Regions from separate parts of the Homo sapiens genome. Here regions 1, 2 and 4 are each linked to region 3. The links are chromatin contacts, found by Hi-C or POLR2A ChIA-PET in ENCODE. All regions are on one chromosome and are shown on one strand. The core of a region is the stretch at or near the end of the contact, and the rest is flanking DNA. Distances in the headings are between cores, read along the strand shown. Region 1 overlaps MIR181A1HG (MIR181A1 host gene). Region 2 overlaps LOC105371677 (a long non-coding RNA gene). Region 3 overlaps PTPRC (protein tyrosine phosphatase receptor type C). Region 4 has its middle 97 kb from the start of ATP6V1G3.

Region 1 (3,224 bases), core at 165-2,664, 240 kb after region 3:
GAAGATTTAGCTAAGATAATTAAAAAAGGTGGCTACACTAAAAATATATAATTTCAATGTACATAATACAGTCTTCTATTGAAAGAAGATGCCACCTATAACTTTCACAGTGAGAGAGGAGAAGTCAATGCCTGGCTTCAAAGCTTCAAAAAACAAGCTGACTCTCTTGTTGGAAGCTAATGAAGCTGGTGACTTTAATTTGAAGCCAATGCTCATTTACCATTCCAAAATTTCTAGGGCCCTTAGGAATTATGCTAAATCTACTCCACTTGTTCTCTATAAATGGAACAACAAAGCCTGGGTGGCAGCATATCTATTTACAGTATGGTTGACATGCTGTATTTTAAGCCCACTATTGAGACCTACTGCTCAGAAATATAATTTTCTTTTAAAATATTACTGCTCATTGAGAATGTACTTGGTCACCCAAGAGCTCTGATAAAGCTCTAATGCAAGAAGATTAATGTTGTTTTCATGCCTACTAACACAGCATCTATTCTGCCGCCCATGGATCAAGGTGTAATCTTATTATTTAAGAAATACATTTTGTAAGGCTATCACCGCCACAGATAGTAATTCCTCTGAGGGATCTCAGTAAATTGGAAACCTTCTGAAAATGATTCATCATAGTAAATGCCGTAGAGAACATTTGTGATTCATAGGAGGAGGTCAAATTATTAATAATAACAGGAGTTTAGAGGAAGTTGATTACAACCCTCATGGATTACTTTGAGGAGTTCCAAGACTTCAGTGGAGGAAGTAACTGCAGATGTAGTGCCAATGGCAGGACAACAAGAATTAGAAGCCGAGCTTGAAGACGTGATTAAATTGCTGCAATCTCATGATAAAACTTTAATGAATGAGGAACTGCTTCTAATGGACAAGCAAAGAAAGTGGTTTCTTAAGGTGGAATCTACTCCTGGTGAAGATGCTGTAAATATTGTTGAAATTACAACAAAGGATTTAGAATATTACATCAATTTAGTTGGCAAAGCAGATGCAGATTTTGAGAGGACTTACTTCAATTTTGAAAGATGTTCTACTATGGGTAAAATGCTACCAAACAGCATTGCATGGTACAGATAACTCTTTAATGAAAAGAAGAGTAAATCAGTGTGCTGAGCTTCACTGGTGTCTTATTTTCAGAAATTACCACAGCCATCCCAAACTTCAGCAACCACCCACCTCACCAGTTAACAGCCATCAACATTGAAGCAATACCCAAAACCAGCAAAAAGATTACAACTCTGAAGGTTCAGACAATCTTTAGCATTTTTAACAATATTTTAAATTAAGATATGCAATTTTTTTACATAATGCCATTTCACACTTAACTCATTATCATATAGGGTAAACACACTTTCATATGCACCGGGAAACTAGAAAATTCATGTGACTCACTTTATTGCAATATTTGCTTCATTGCAGTAGTCTGAAACTGAAACCACAAAATCTCTGAGGCACGCCTGTATTCTTCAGGTTAATTGTGGATCAGTAAAAAATCAAACTAAGCTCTTTCACATTTGTTTGGCATATAGAGAAATAAAAAGATAATGATGGTGACATTGATGAACGGGATGGAATTAGTATCAAGCTTCAGTGGTAAGAACAAGAATCTCAGAAATGTAGTCCCAAGTTTTAACATGACAAGTGGTGAGAACTCACTTGTCAATTGGAGGGTGTCAGATGACCAATTTTCTAAAATCAGTGGTTCCATAAACTACTGCTGCTATGAGAGTCCAAGCCATTCCAGAATTTACAGTTTGATGAGAGTATTCTGTCTTCATCTGTCTAGCTCCAAGAGCATCATGGCATCCTACCACTTCTCCTGCTCTGAAATGATTCTGAAACCACTAGTTTTTAGGTCTAAGGTTTGCTGAAAAAGCTATGTGGCATAGGGTGTCAAAAGGAGCACCGTCCTAATCTTGAAGATTCTTGAGGAAATCATACGTCATAGTGTATTGGATCAGATCATGTGGTCAGTGGTTATGCTAATTGTATTTATGCTATGCCCATCTAAACTCTCAATGATATCATTGATTTGATGAAGATAGATCCTGAAACATTGAGAATGACATGAATGAATGTTAAGATTCCAGTGTTATTTGTAGTATATCTGAACTCTTCCAAAGGCCTGTACATTTATTGGAACAAACATCCTACCGCAGCTGCTACTTCTTTGATCACATAGAAAATGTCCCTGCTTGGTGATTTTCTTTTCTTTCATGGCATGCACATCCTTAAGAACTGGGGAAAATATTACTTTAGTAAACTAATAACAACATTTTTTACATACTATCAGAGAAAGAAGTAATTATGGGATTTAATAAAATGCCCTAAGAATGTCATAGGAAATATTGATACAGAAATGCAGGTTTTTTTCTGAAACTGATACATTTGATTAATTCTTGGAGTCTCATTTTAAAAACTCTAGATTTTATTATAATATCACACTAAACATAGTTTAGTGTTTATTTTTATTTTTTATTTTCCTTTTTTTTTTTTTTTGGAGATGGAGTCTTACTCTGTTGCCCAGGCTGGAGTGCAGTGGTGTGACCTTGACTCATTGTAACCTCCGCATCCTAGGTTCAAGCAATTCTCCTGCCTGAGCCTCCTCACTAGCTGGCACTACAGGTGCACACCGCCATGCCCGGCTAATTTTTATATTTTTAGTAGAGATGAGGTTTTGCCATGTTGGCCACTCTGGTCTCAAACTCCTGACCTCAAGTGATCCACCTGCCTCAGCCTCCCAAAGTGCTGGGATTATAGGCATGAGCCCCTGTGCCTGGCCAATTTAGTGTTTATTTTTATAATTCTAAATCTTTAGAATATTTACTCCTCTGGTCATCATTATGAATATCAATTATATTAGCAAAGTATTGAATAAGGACAACTTAAAAAATGTAATTCCCTGAAATTTATTGCTATCCACAAATTTACGATTTTTATAATAAAATGTTCTGCAAACATGCAGAAGATATATTTTGAATATAAAAGAAGAATTAATTATGGTTCATATTTTAAAATGTCATTTTGAATCAATTTACTTATGGATACATCAAGGGCAGATAATACATTTTTCTCATATTTTTTATATCCTCCTACCTGTGTAGTGCAGTGTTTAGAATAAACAAAGCCTTAATTAATAGATATTGAATTAAGGTAGCACAGTGATCCAGTCTCTGTTCTCCTACCCTGAAAATTAACTAGGGAATTTGGTCAGC
Region 2 (3,354 bases), core at 437-2,936, 180 kb before region 3:
AACAAAATGACATGGCCTAACCTAGACATTTATTCTGTTTTCTGGTTTTACATACCTCCCATCCCTTTTATTAGCAAATTCCTCCTTAACCTTTGAGGTCTGCTCAATTGCTACCTTCCTGGAGATGCCTTTCCCCTCTTGCTGCCGTGTCTCCACCTCTCCACTGCTGCAGCACTGCATCCACAGCGTTCCTATACTTCCATCATATTGTGGTACCATTTTCCATTCCCATGCTGGTTTCACATTTGATGAAGAATTTTTCAAGATAGGTAGACATGTTGTATTTTCTTGTTTATGTTTTTAATTCCAGCTCCTAGACTGGGTTCTAATTATCGTTGGTGTTTAATACTTGTTAACTGAATGAATAATTGTAAGAGAAATCATGAGCTTTGTGAAGAAGAATGCTTAAGAGATATTTATTTTATTTGCGGTTAGACAACTAAGGATGAGTCATACCAAATCAGCTTTTTTTTATGTTTTAATTTTTTTTTTTTTTTTTAAGCCATGGTCTTGCTCTTGCTCAGGCTGCAGTGCAGGTTTGACCTCCTGGGTTCAAGTGATCCTTCCACCTAAGCCTCCCTAGTACTACAGGTGTAGGCCACTGAGCCCAGCTTATTTTTTATTTTTTGCAGGGATGGCATCTCACCATGTTGCCCAGGCTGATCTTGGACTCCTGTACTCAAGCAATCTCCCTGCCTTGGCCTCCCAAACTGCTGGGATTACAAGCATGAGCCACCATGCCCAGAGTCCAAGTCAGCTTTGACAACCCCAGCTGCTGGCATAGGCACAGGAATTTTCCGTGATCCAGAGCAGCCAAGGTAGAATCTGGAGCTTTTGTAACTATGGCATCTTAGCATCTGTGGAATACATGAGTCCTGATAGGGGTTGTTAACTCCTAGTGGGCGTAGGTGAATCTTTGGGTATAAAGTACGTCCTGGGGCAACTATATGCCTCTGAGTATGGCTTTTCTTTAGTTCTCAAAATATGTGACAGTTCAATTCCTCGACACTTATTCTGGTTTCTGGTTACAATTTTGTTTTTTATTTGTCCCAAAATTACTCTAAGCCCTGGACTGTCTGCCTTGTGTTTGCTCTGAGCCCTAGACTGTCTGCTTTGTCTTTGTTGCCTCTTCACTGTGTCCACATACATACACATGCATACATACACATACACATACACATACACATACACATACACATACACATACACAAATGAGTTACTGCTTTATTCAGTCCTCACAGACAGAGCCCTGGGAGCATGACAGCTAGTGCCCAGAATCTCCAGCTGCCACCCTCCACTGAGCAGATTAGATTTTCAGAATCTAACTTCTCATCATGACCTCTGCTACTGCTGGTACCCTCATCCTTGCTGCCACCATCATCTCTTGCCGATAGCCTCCCAAGATTTCTACCAATAACTGTCCTTATCATGCTTTAGTTTATTTTCAATAGAGCAAAGTGATCCTTTGAACACTGAAATCAGACCATTTCACTCTTCTACTTAGATCGGATGACTCATCAGTTTATTCAGTGTGAAAGCCAAATTTCCTACCATGGGCTACATGCTGTAGTTTTATTTTTGAATGTCTCTCCTGCTAATCTCCCACTTCTCACTCTACTTCTACTTTTCTGACCTGTTTCTGTTCCTCAATCACACTAGGCATGCTCCCGCCTCAGGGCCTTTGCTTAAGTTGTTTCCTCTTCCTGAAAGCTCTTGTGTAGGCATGAGGGAGCTTAGAAGAATCCCAAATCTTCATGGCACATAAAAACAAAGATTTATATTTTGCCAAAGTTTCACCACCAATAGCTTTCCAAATTGTGCTAGGATTGTACCCAGGCCAAAGGATGAGCCCTTATCTGGACATTAAAAATCTAGTGGCAGATAAAAAGGAAATGTGGGAAAACATGAAAGAATGTGGCTCTTAAAGCTTCTTGGAAATGGATACATCATCCCAATCACATTTCTTTAGCTAAAAAAGTTGTGGGCAGGAATTTATGTCAATTGGTCAGGAATTTATAATCTCAAAAAGAGAGGCATGATATGTTTTAGACAAAATTGCAATCTATCATATGCCAAAAATCGCCTTGACCTCCTCTTCTTCAAGTTTTGCATGAATGTCACCTACACAATGAGGCCAACCATACTGAATAATACATCCTGCTCTACAACTTCTAGGAATTCTCATAACATTCATCACCTTCTAACTTGAAAATATAACTTAGTTTTTTACATTTTTTAAAACCTTGTCTTGTCTTCCTGCTAGAATATAAACTCAATGAGGTGAGGGATCTGGGACTGTTTTCCACTGTTGTATCTCAAGTAACTATGATCAAATACCTGGCAATATCTGTGGAATTAGTAAAGGAATAGATTTGAATATGAATATGACTGCTAAACTTAGATTGTCTTCAGTTTGTGGAGCCTGTTGGGATATGAAAATTTATGCCTGTGGCTGCATTTCCAAACAAAAAGTTACAGAAAAAGGAAAATTGCAAGAAATAAATTTAATTTTATCTAAGTCAAAAAGAGGTGTGAATCTTTTCTGATATGTTTCTGGAAGCCAGATTTTATGTGCCCAGAATCATGAATATTCTAAGGTTCACAGTAGGTTGACTAGAGCCATAGTTTCTATTTTCTGTTTTTTTATGGTGCTTACTTCTTCCATTTAAAATGACTCTAGCTCTTTCTCAAAAGTTTCAAGAAGCTGCTATGCCTGGCTATCAGCCCTGACCTGAACTCAGTAAATGAATAATCTCTAAGATAAGGTGTTGCACATTCTTCATTTTCATGTAGATGCTTTAGAAACCCTTCTGGGAACAGCATTCCTCTTTACCTGTGCCCCAGGCTTGCTTTAGGTGGAGTTGCCTGTCTGAGGCTGTTTAGTGTAGTAGATACTGGGTTATGAAATCCACAGGCATGAGCTTAAATTCCAGCTCCACAAATTTAGCTATGTAATCTTGGGAAAGTTTTTTCTAACCTTTTGAGGCCTCAATTTTTTGTTCTGTAAAATAGTGAAAATAATAACTTTGTAAGTAGAAGATTACGTTTCTTTAACAAAAATAGAAGATGAGGTGCAAACATGTAAAGCTGTTAAGAGGAAATAAAGAAAATCTAGTAAATATATAAAACCAAATAAATGGTGGAAAATAAAAAAGTTATTAAAATTATACTTGACTGTTAAAGTTATATATTGTATTATTAAAGGCATGAAAATGGGGAGAAATGGAATTATCCTAATAAAGGTATCTGTGGAGGCATTTAGTGAGACTTATGACCATTTGAATTAGGGGGAAATAAGATGCAAAAGGAAATTAGGAAATTAAAATAAAGCAAGTATATATTACTTCTATAATC
Region 3 (3,174 bases), core at 268-2,767:
TCTGTTAACCTAGGTGGGCGTCAGCACTTTGCCCAGCTCGTCCACCGTCGCCCTGGCGTAGGCGACATGCAGCGAGTGCTGCGGCTGCCCGTCCACTTCCTGCAGGCTCAAGGGCCTGGACCGCTTGCTGAGGTCCCTGGCATGGCTGTGCAAGAACGCAGCGCGCAGCTGGGAGTGCCACTAGGCAAGGCGCAGGCGCAGCGGCGACTCGGCAGCCTCTGAAAACTAGCCAGGGAAGCCGGGGCTCATTTATAGGATTTTAAAAATATTATTAAAGGCTTCACAAACTGTCTTGTTTAATAGCCACAACATTGGGAGGCCGAGGCAGGCGGATTACCTAAGGACGGAGTTCGAGACCAGCCTGGACAACATGGTGAAGCCCCGTCTCTACTGAAAATACAAATATTAGCCGGGTGTAGTGGCGCATGTTTGTAATCCCATATACTCAGGAGGCTGAGGCAGGAGAACCGCGTGAACCCGGCAGGCGGAGGTTGCAGTGAGCTGAGATAGTGCCACGGCACTCCAGCCTGGGCCACAGAGCAAAACTCTCTCAGAAAAAAAAAAAAAAATAGATACAACAATCTCCTTTTAACTGAAGAGGAATGATGTAAAGTTATATAAAGTTCAGAGGAATTGATGTAAAGTGAATCGTAAAGACTTTGGAATCTCCTACTAAAATATTTTAACAGGAAAGAGACACATCAGTGCATTTTACAAGCAGATCAATGTGGCGGTATCTAGCATGCATGGGGAAGGGATGGAGGAAGTTGTCAGTTTAGAAACTGAGTATAAACATTATTGAAATAGGACATGATAAGTACCTGGACCAGGGTAAAGGCAATGGAAAGGAAAAGGAAGCCACAGACCACAGATAGGAGGAATTCAAGGACTGTGTACCGAAATTCAGGAGAATGATGTGAAATAGATGCTCTGAATCCTCTATTCCCAGGAGGCAGCATTATGGAGTTAGGAGAAAATGCAGGAGCTTTGGATTCTAGTAGACCTGGGATTGAGTTTTTACACTGTTACTCTATATTCGAAGCAATATATTTAAACCAGCTGTGTCTTCCTTTTGTCCTTTATAAAACAAGAATAATAATGCTTATCACATAGAGATATTATGAGGATTGTATAAGACAATGTATCAAATAGTAGGTATTCGGTAAATGTTCCTTCTTTACTAAAGATAGAGAAACCATTTTCTGATGTACAAAGGGATGAAGAGCTGGCCCAATATGAATTTTCCCAAAGAAGTTAAATGAAAAGGATCTCATGATCCTTTTCAGGATTTATTATTTACGAATGTTAATATATTATTTTAATATTTTCTATCTTATGAAATAATTATTTGGTCAAAACATAAGACAATTGATAGGAATATACAGCATGGAAAATGGTTACCAACTAGAGCTGCAGGGTATCAGGGAATGTGACAAGGCAGCAAAATGTTTCTACACATGTCTGTTTTTTCAGGCATTATCTTTCTTGAGACTATCAAGTGTGTATTTAAGGAGCCATTCAACTTACTTCAGTGCATTTGCTTGCAAAGGGTGCAATGTGATGTTTCCTACTGGTAGGGTCGTATTTCATATGTGGTGATAGTGTTGCTGAACAAATAGGAAATATCCTTGCCTAGACTATATTTTATCATTTCATTATCTAGTGGTAAAGGAATGTGAGTTCTATTTACAAATAAACATTTTGTCTTACTTTTTTCTTTGTGATCTATTTTCTCCAAGTTGCATAATGTAATGAATTAATAAAGCTTAGTTGCTGGCCAAATCAATGGTGACTTTTTATGTTTTTAAATATAATATTAGGTTTAACTTATTTTTGTCATTAAAATATCATTTGTGAGTGCTTTTCAAAATGAAGTGCTTCTGAAATAAATCACATAATAAAACTAACCTTACTTTTGAAATACATTTTTATTGAAGCAAACACAAATCAATCTGAAATTCAGCATTTTGTAGCAGTTAAATGTATAGTCAGGCAGCTTCAACGTCAACTAGAGAAGTTGTGGTTTTAACCCCGAGATAGGGCTGATTATGCTGGTGCTATGGCAACCTATTGCACCATTTGGTAGCGCCTGTGTGCTTAACCGCATGAGCTGCGCCTCTTCCTTTCCTATAAAGACTCAGAATAAGAAAAACAGAAGTACACCGAAGAGAAGAAACCACAAGAGCAGTAAAGACACTGCTGTTAGCTTTTAGCTGTGCAAACAGCAGTCTTATGAGAACAACACATTGAAAACCTCTTCTATTTGAAAGTGTAGCTTTTCCCATTATGCCTGGGTTCCTTTAATGATTTTGAAAGTAAGCCAAGTGTTTCTGTTCAGAGTTTTCATTAAAGGGAAATAAGAAGAAATAAGCAGTGCATTTATCAGCCTTTGCTTTTATTGTCCTCAGCTTTAGGAGTGGGAGGCTTTTGTGCAGCCTCAGCAGACATTTTATTCTGTTTGTGAGATGGGAGATTAGTTTCTATTAGGTGGACTCCCTATAATCTAGCATTTATTTTCTGCTTTTTTTTATTATATTGTAGTTAGTTCACAAAAAAAAGTACAATTTTAATTCATCTCCTGGCTCATTTAGAAAGGGTTGTGGTTGGTGCTGTAAACACGTTTCTACATAACTAGATTAAATTCACAGACACTCACTGTCCTAGCACTGTTTATTTTCTATGGGGAGCTTCATTTACCTATTCTTTCCCTCACCCCACTTCTTTTACAAGGTATAGGTTGATCAGCAAAGGCTTTTGTATGTTTTCCTTTGTTTCAAAGTACAGACATAATATAATCATAACTTTTTTTTGCATGTTCTACTATTTTTCCTTCCTTAAAGATTTGGGTAAAAATACTGAAGGACAGACAAGTTCATGCTACCATTTTTGTTAGGCATAGGCCTGTTCACTTTTCTTCCCATTTTTCTGAAAAATAAGAATCTACCCCTTTTGTAGTCATTGTCCAGCAATTTACACTTTTTAACAATAAGTTTTAATGTGTGGTACTCTGAATCCCATTTTGATGGTTATACATAATATTTACTCATTTTTGAGTCCCTAATAGCTCTTTAGCACAAATACTGGATTTAGCATTAAATATTTTTTCCTTACAGTGCAATGCAGTTGAACAAGCATGGGGGTTTTTACAGTCAGACAGATCTGCATTTAAATCTA
Region 4 (3,531 bases), core at 38-2,537, 240 kb before region 3:
GCCTCCCGAGTAGCTGGGACTACAGGTGCCCACCACCACGCCCGGCTAATTTTTTTGTCTTTTTTAATAGAGATGGGGTTTCACCATGTTAGCCAGAATGGTCTCGATCTCCTGAACTTGTGATCCACCTACCTCGGCCTCCCAAAATGCTGGGATTACAGGCGTGAGCCACAGCACCCAGCCAGAAGAGGCGTTTTTTAAAAATAAGAAAACACTTCAGATGTTTTTAATATGCCATCATAAAATGTCCTGGAAGGGTGCACTAAAACTGTTTAAAAATGACAACTTTTGTGAAGTGGGACTAGGGGATAAGGGAGATAATTCTAGAAGTTAAGACTCATACTGGATTTAAAATATACTCATTCATGTATTAATTTAATAGCAGTAATAATTATTATTTTAAAATAACATTATGTCCTCTATGAGTCTCCTCTTAAAAATGCAAATGTTTACAGCTAATTTTTTTTCTCAAATAATAATTACTTTTAGGCCTCACTTCTGTCTTTTCATTTTCTCTGCTCATGGCTCTATCCTTTTGAAAGGTATTTGAGTGTGGCAGCCAAATAGAACCAAAATGACGAATTTATTGAATGGTGATTTAGTTGTGTGTATGTGTACAGGTGTCCACATGTATGTTGATATGCACAGATTAGACATTGTTTAGTATACAACCCTTAGTTTAGCATATAGAACTTCATAGATATATAGAGAAAATTATTACAGTCACTAAAAATGGAAGAAAAAAGGATTTTAATAGAAAAAAACATAATATATTATTTTCCACACAGGACAGAAATGACATGATCTTTATTTTTGTGTCGTGGGTTTTCCTACCTGTCTTAACTACAGAAAAATAACCCGGCATATACTCTTCTAATTAACAGGTCAAAAAGCATGCATTGAAGGATATTTATTAGTTTTCAAATACACTATTGTTTTGTACTGTCTTTATAATAAAATTGTGTATTTTTCTTAGGCAACATCTTATTTGTTTAATGTTTTAATTTTACCACTTAAATTTTTCAATTTTTTCTTTAATCATGATATGTCCAAAATTGTAGTATCTTAGGGAGTCAAGAAAGTGCTTTCTTTCCAACCCCCTCCAACCAGAAGACTAATGTTTTATGATAAAATATGGCAAAAGCAGAGTATTTATAAAAGCAATGTGAGAAAAGTAATGTGAGTCACAAAGGTAAAGAACAATGATGCCCTGTCAGCTCAAGTTAGGGAATCGATATCTTCATAAGTTAATGACACTGAAGTAAGCAAGTTCTTGGATCTGGCAAGAGGGTGTTGTATGGCAGGATGTTGCAAGGTATGGCTTTTGTGCTATTGTTGACGCTATGAGTCAATTCTCTGAGTCAACTCATGACAAGTTGATACGGAATCTAGTGAGAGTGCAGAATAGAATGGAATTATCCTTGGAGAAGTTGTTGATGCAGGAACTCTGAATCTTGAGTTTTGGTTCCAGTTCTAGCCCTGAAACTAATTACCTGAGTGTAAGTTAACTTCTCTGTGCCCCAGTTTCTTCACCTATAAAATGTGAATATTAAACTACATCAGTAGGCGGTTTCATGCTTTTGACCTTTTATGGATGTAGGGAATCACTGTGGAAAATCTGAAGGACTACATCCAGGAGGAAAACAAGACAAAATATTCTATGATGGGACAGCAGCTAGCTTTGGGTTATCAACATTTTCTGAAAAAATGTTAGTAACCATTGTTACAAGCATATTTCTTCTGTCTGTCATAGTAGGGAAGAAGCAGTACTTCATGTAAGATGTAAAGTGATTAGCGATCAGCCATGTCAACAGTTCAGAGCACTCAACCATTCCTGTCTCCTTTTTACTAAATAAGTATAATCTATCATAACATGGTTCAACTTGAAAAATTTTTCTTATAGCATCTGCAGAAAAATGTAGACAGAGAGCTAAGAATGATTAGCCTATAAATAATTAGTATTGAAAGTGAATAAAAACAGTTCTAAAGATCCAATAATTCAATTTGCTGTTTTAAAAATAATTGGAAATTGTCAGTTATTTCTAAAACAAAATGGGGCATTGATTCTTAATGGGTTTGTTTTAAATGCATAGCATTTTCCATTCACTTCAGCATTTCCACTAATTTGGTTTCATTATTAGTAATAAAATTGATATACATTATGCATGGAAGTAGTAGCTATCAAAGGAAGTAACATATAGAACCAACAGCTACCTCTCTCTATTATGATTCAAAAATAGTATGCTACAAAATAAAATGCTTCAGAATATAACTTTTTCATATTATTAAACATGAGACATTCTTATTCTTATATCTGAATTCTATTGGCTATGGAAAAAATTTCAGGAAAAAATAAAGTTTTGAGATTCTTGGGATATAATCATCCTTTGTATTTTCAAATTAAAGTGAATAGTAATTAGCAAGTTAAATTTATTGAAGCTAAGTTTATAAACGTTGAGAGGGAAATCTATTTTCTATAAAATTCTTGTAGAAAATTGAAAATTTGAGGAATTATTAAGAAACCAAATTCAAATAAACAGAATTAAACAAATGACTTGATGGACAATGACCCAAATTATGGGGGACAGTCTTTTGGAATTAAAATCTGTTTCTTCATTTAACCTACAGAATAATACAACTGATTTTATCATTTTGTGTTATTAGTGAATTCTTCATAATGGAAATTGTTCTGAACTAACAGTTGAAGAATTTGCTGTGACGTGATTTGCATCCTTTCCCACCCTCATAGTTTAAATAAGGCTGGCAAGCTCATGAGATTAGGCATTCCCATAACACTGTAAGAGCTTCCTGGCTTTATGCCTTCCAGAAGTAACAGCATAGAGTGTTTTTATAATAATCCTACTTTGGGGTAAAAACAGGAAGGGAGAGGCATGTTAAATTACATTTTTTATAAGATGAACAGAACCAAAAGAAAATAGAACAGTATCCTTTTCAGTTTTGGGAAAGTTAAAATGGACTCTGATTATTCAGATTATTTACTTATTTGTTTTTGAATAGAAAAAGTGTCTTGATATGCTGTTAAAATGTTATAAAATTTCTGTCTATTTTTTTCCTGAAACTGAGCTACCAAGCTAAGGTGACAATATTTAATTCACTTGTCTGCCTTACTTAGAAAACACACTTTGTTGGACAGATACATATTGTCTGCTGACATCAGTTCTTAAGATCAGGTTTAATACTGGTGCATTATGGAATTTTTCTAATCTTTCCTAGGATCGAATAGGTTATTAATACTTTTTAATTTTGTTATGATATCTCTTATCATCAGCAATTGACATTTACTGAATGTTTTATTCGGTAATAACTGCATATGCAATTCTAAATTTCTAGTTCTAATACTTTCTAAATGATAGGAAAGAACACAACTATTGTTAATAAATACAATAGTATTTCTCAAATTTTGAAGGGAAGAAAATTATTATCTAAATAAACTCTCAGGAACAGATGATCTTTTGCTATTTTGTGTTTTCCTTTTGGGTATCTGTTATCAGGGATGATGATAAACATATT

Evidence for each region. A loop is a pair of places that touch in the nucleus more often than their neighbours do. ChIA-PET counts read pairs that join two places held with the same protein, here RNA polymerase II (POLR2A). Pooled maps may share reads with other maps.
Region 1: a map with no recorded cell type shows a loop between it and region 3 (5-fold over the local background). The contact joins two enhancer-like sites. A Hi-C loop is called at or near these places in 4 of 37 single-sample maps with no recorded cell type and 4 of 50 pooled maps. POLR2A ChIA-PET finds 5 or more read pairs at or near these places in 3 of 52 experiments (Panc1 and activated CD4-positive, alpha-beta T cell).
Region 2: a loop to region 3 is called in a map of PC-3, with 7 times the contacts of the local background. The contact joins two enhancer-like sites. A Hi-C loop is called at or near these places in 5 of 168 maps with a recorded cell type or tissue (GM23248, IMR-90, PC-3 and 2 more) and 2 of 50 pooled maps. POLR2A ChIA-PET finds 5 or more read pairs at or near these places in 10 of 52 experiments (AG04449, AG04450, BJ and 6 more).
Region 4: a map of PC-9 shows a loop between it and region 3 (4-fold over the local background). The contact joins two enhancer-like sites. A Hi-C loop is called at or near these places in 1 of 168 maps with a recorded cell type or tissue (PC-9) and 4 of 50 pooled maps. POLR2A ChIA-PET finds 5 or more read pairs at or near these places in 1 of 52 experiments (naive thymus-derived CD4-positive, alpha-beta T cell).

The regions. Positions count from the first base shown.
Region 1 is chr1:198,918,422-198,921,645 of GRCh38, forward strand. The region is part of intron 1 of MIR181A1HG (MIR181A1 host gene); the gene reads right to left. Among named protein-coding and RNA genes, the nearest start is that of MIR181A1HG, 17 kb to the right of the region's middle. RefSeq lists an enhancer at 1,434-1,523. Within about 2 kb of position 1,415, at least 5 of the 41 ENCODE cell types and tissues checked have a DNase peak (open chromatin) inside an H3K27ac peak, as active enhancers do.
Region 2 is chr1:198,496,217-198,499,570 of GRCh38, forward strand. The region is part of intron 1 of LOC105371677 (a long non-coding RNA gene); the gene reads right to left. Among named protein-coding and RNA genes, the nearest start is that of ATP6V1G3, 43 kb to the right of the region's middle. Within about 2 kb of position 1,687, at least 2 of the 41 ENCODE cell types and tissues checked have a DNase peak (open chromatin) inside an H3K27ac peak, as active enhancers do.
Region 3 is chr1:198,679,899-198,683,072 of GRCh38, forward strand. All of the region lies in intron 2 of PTPRC (protein tyrosine phosphatase receptor type C), which reads left to right. It also overlaps the pseudogene PEBP1P3. Among named protein-coding and RNA genes, the nearest start is that of PTPRC-AS1, 14 kb to the left of the region's middle. RefSeq lists an enhancer at 1,772-2,342. Within about 2 kb of position 1,518, at least 16 of the 41 ENCODE cell types and tissues checked have a DNase peak (open chromatin) inside an H3K27ac peak, as active enhancers do; they include PC-9, where a contact is called at or near this core.
Region 4 is chr1:198,442,249-198,445,779 of GRCh38, forward strand. No RefSeq gene overlaps it. Among named protein-coding and RNA genes, the nearest start is that of ATP6V1G3, 97 kb to the right of the region's middle. Within about 2 kb of position 1,288, at least 5 of the 41 ENCODE cell types and tissues checked have a DNase peak (open chromatin) inside an H3K27ac peak, as active enhancers do; they include PC-9, where a contact is called at or near this core.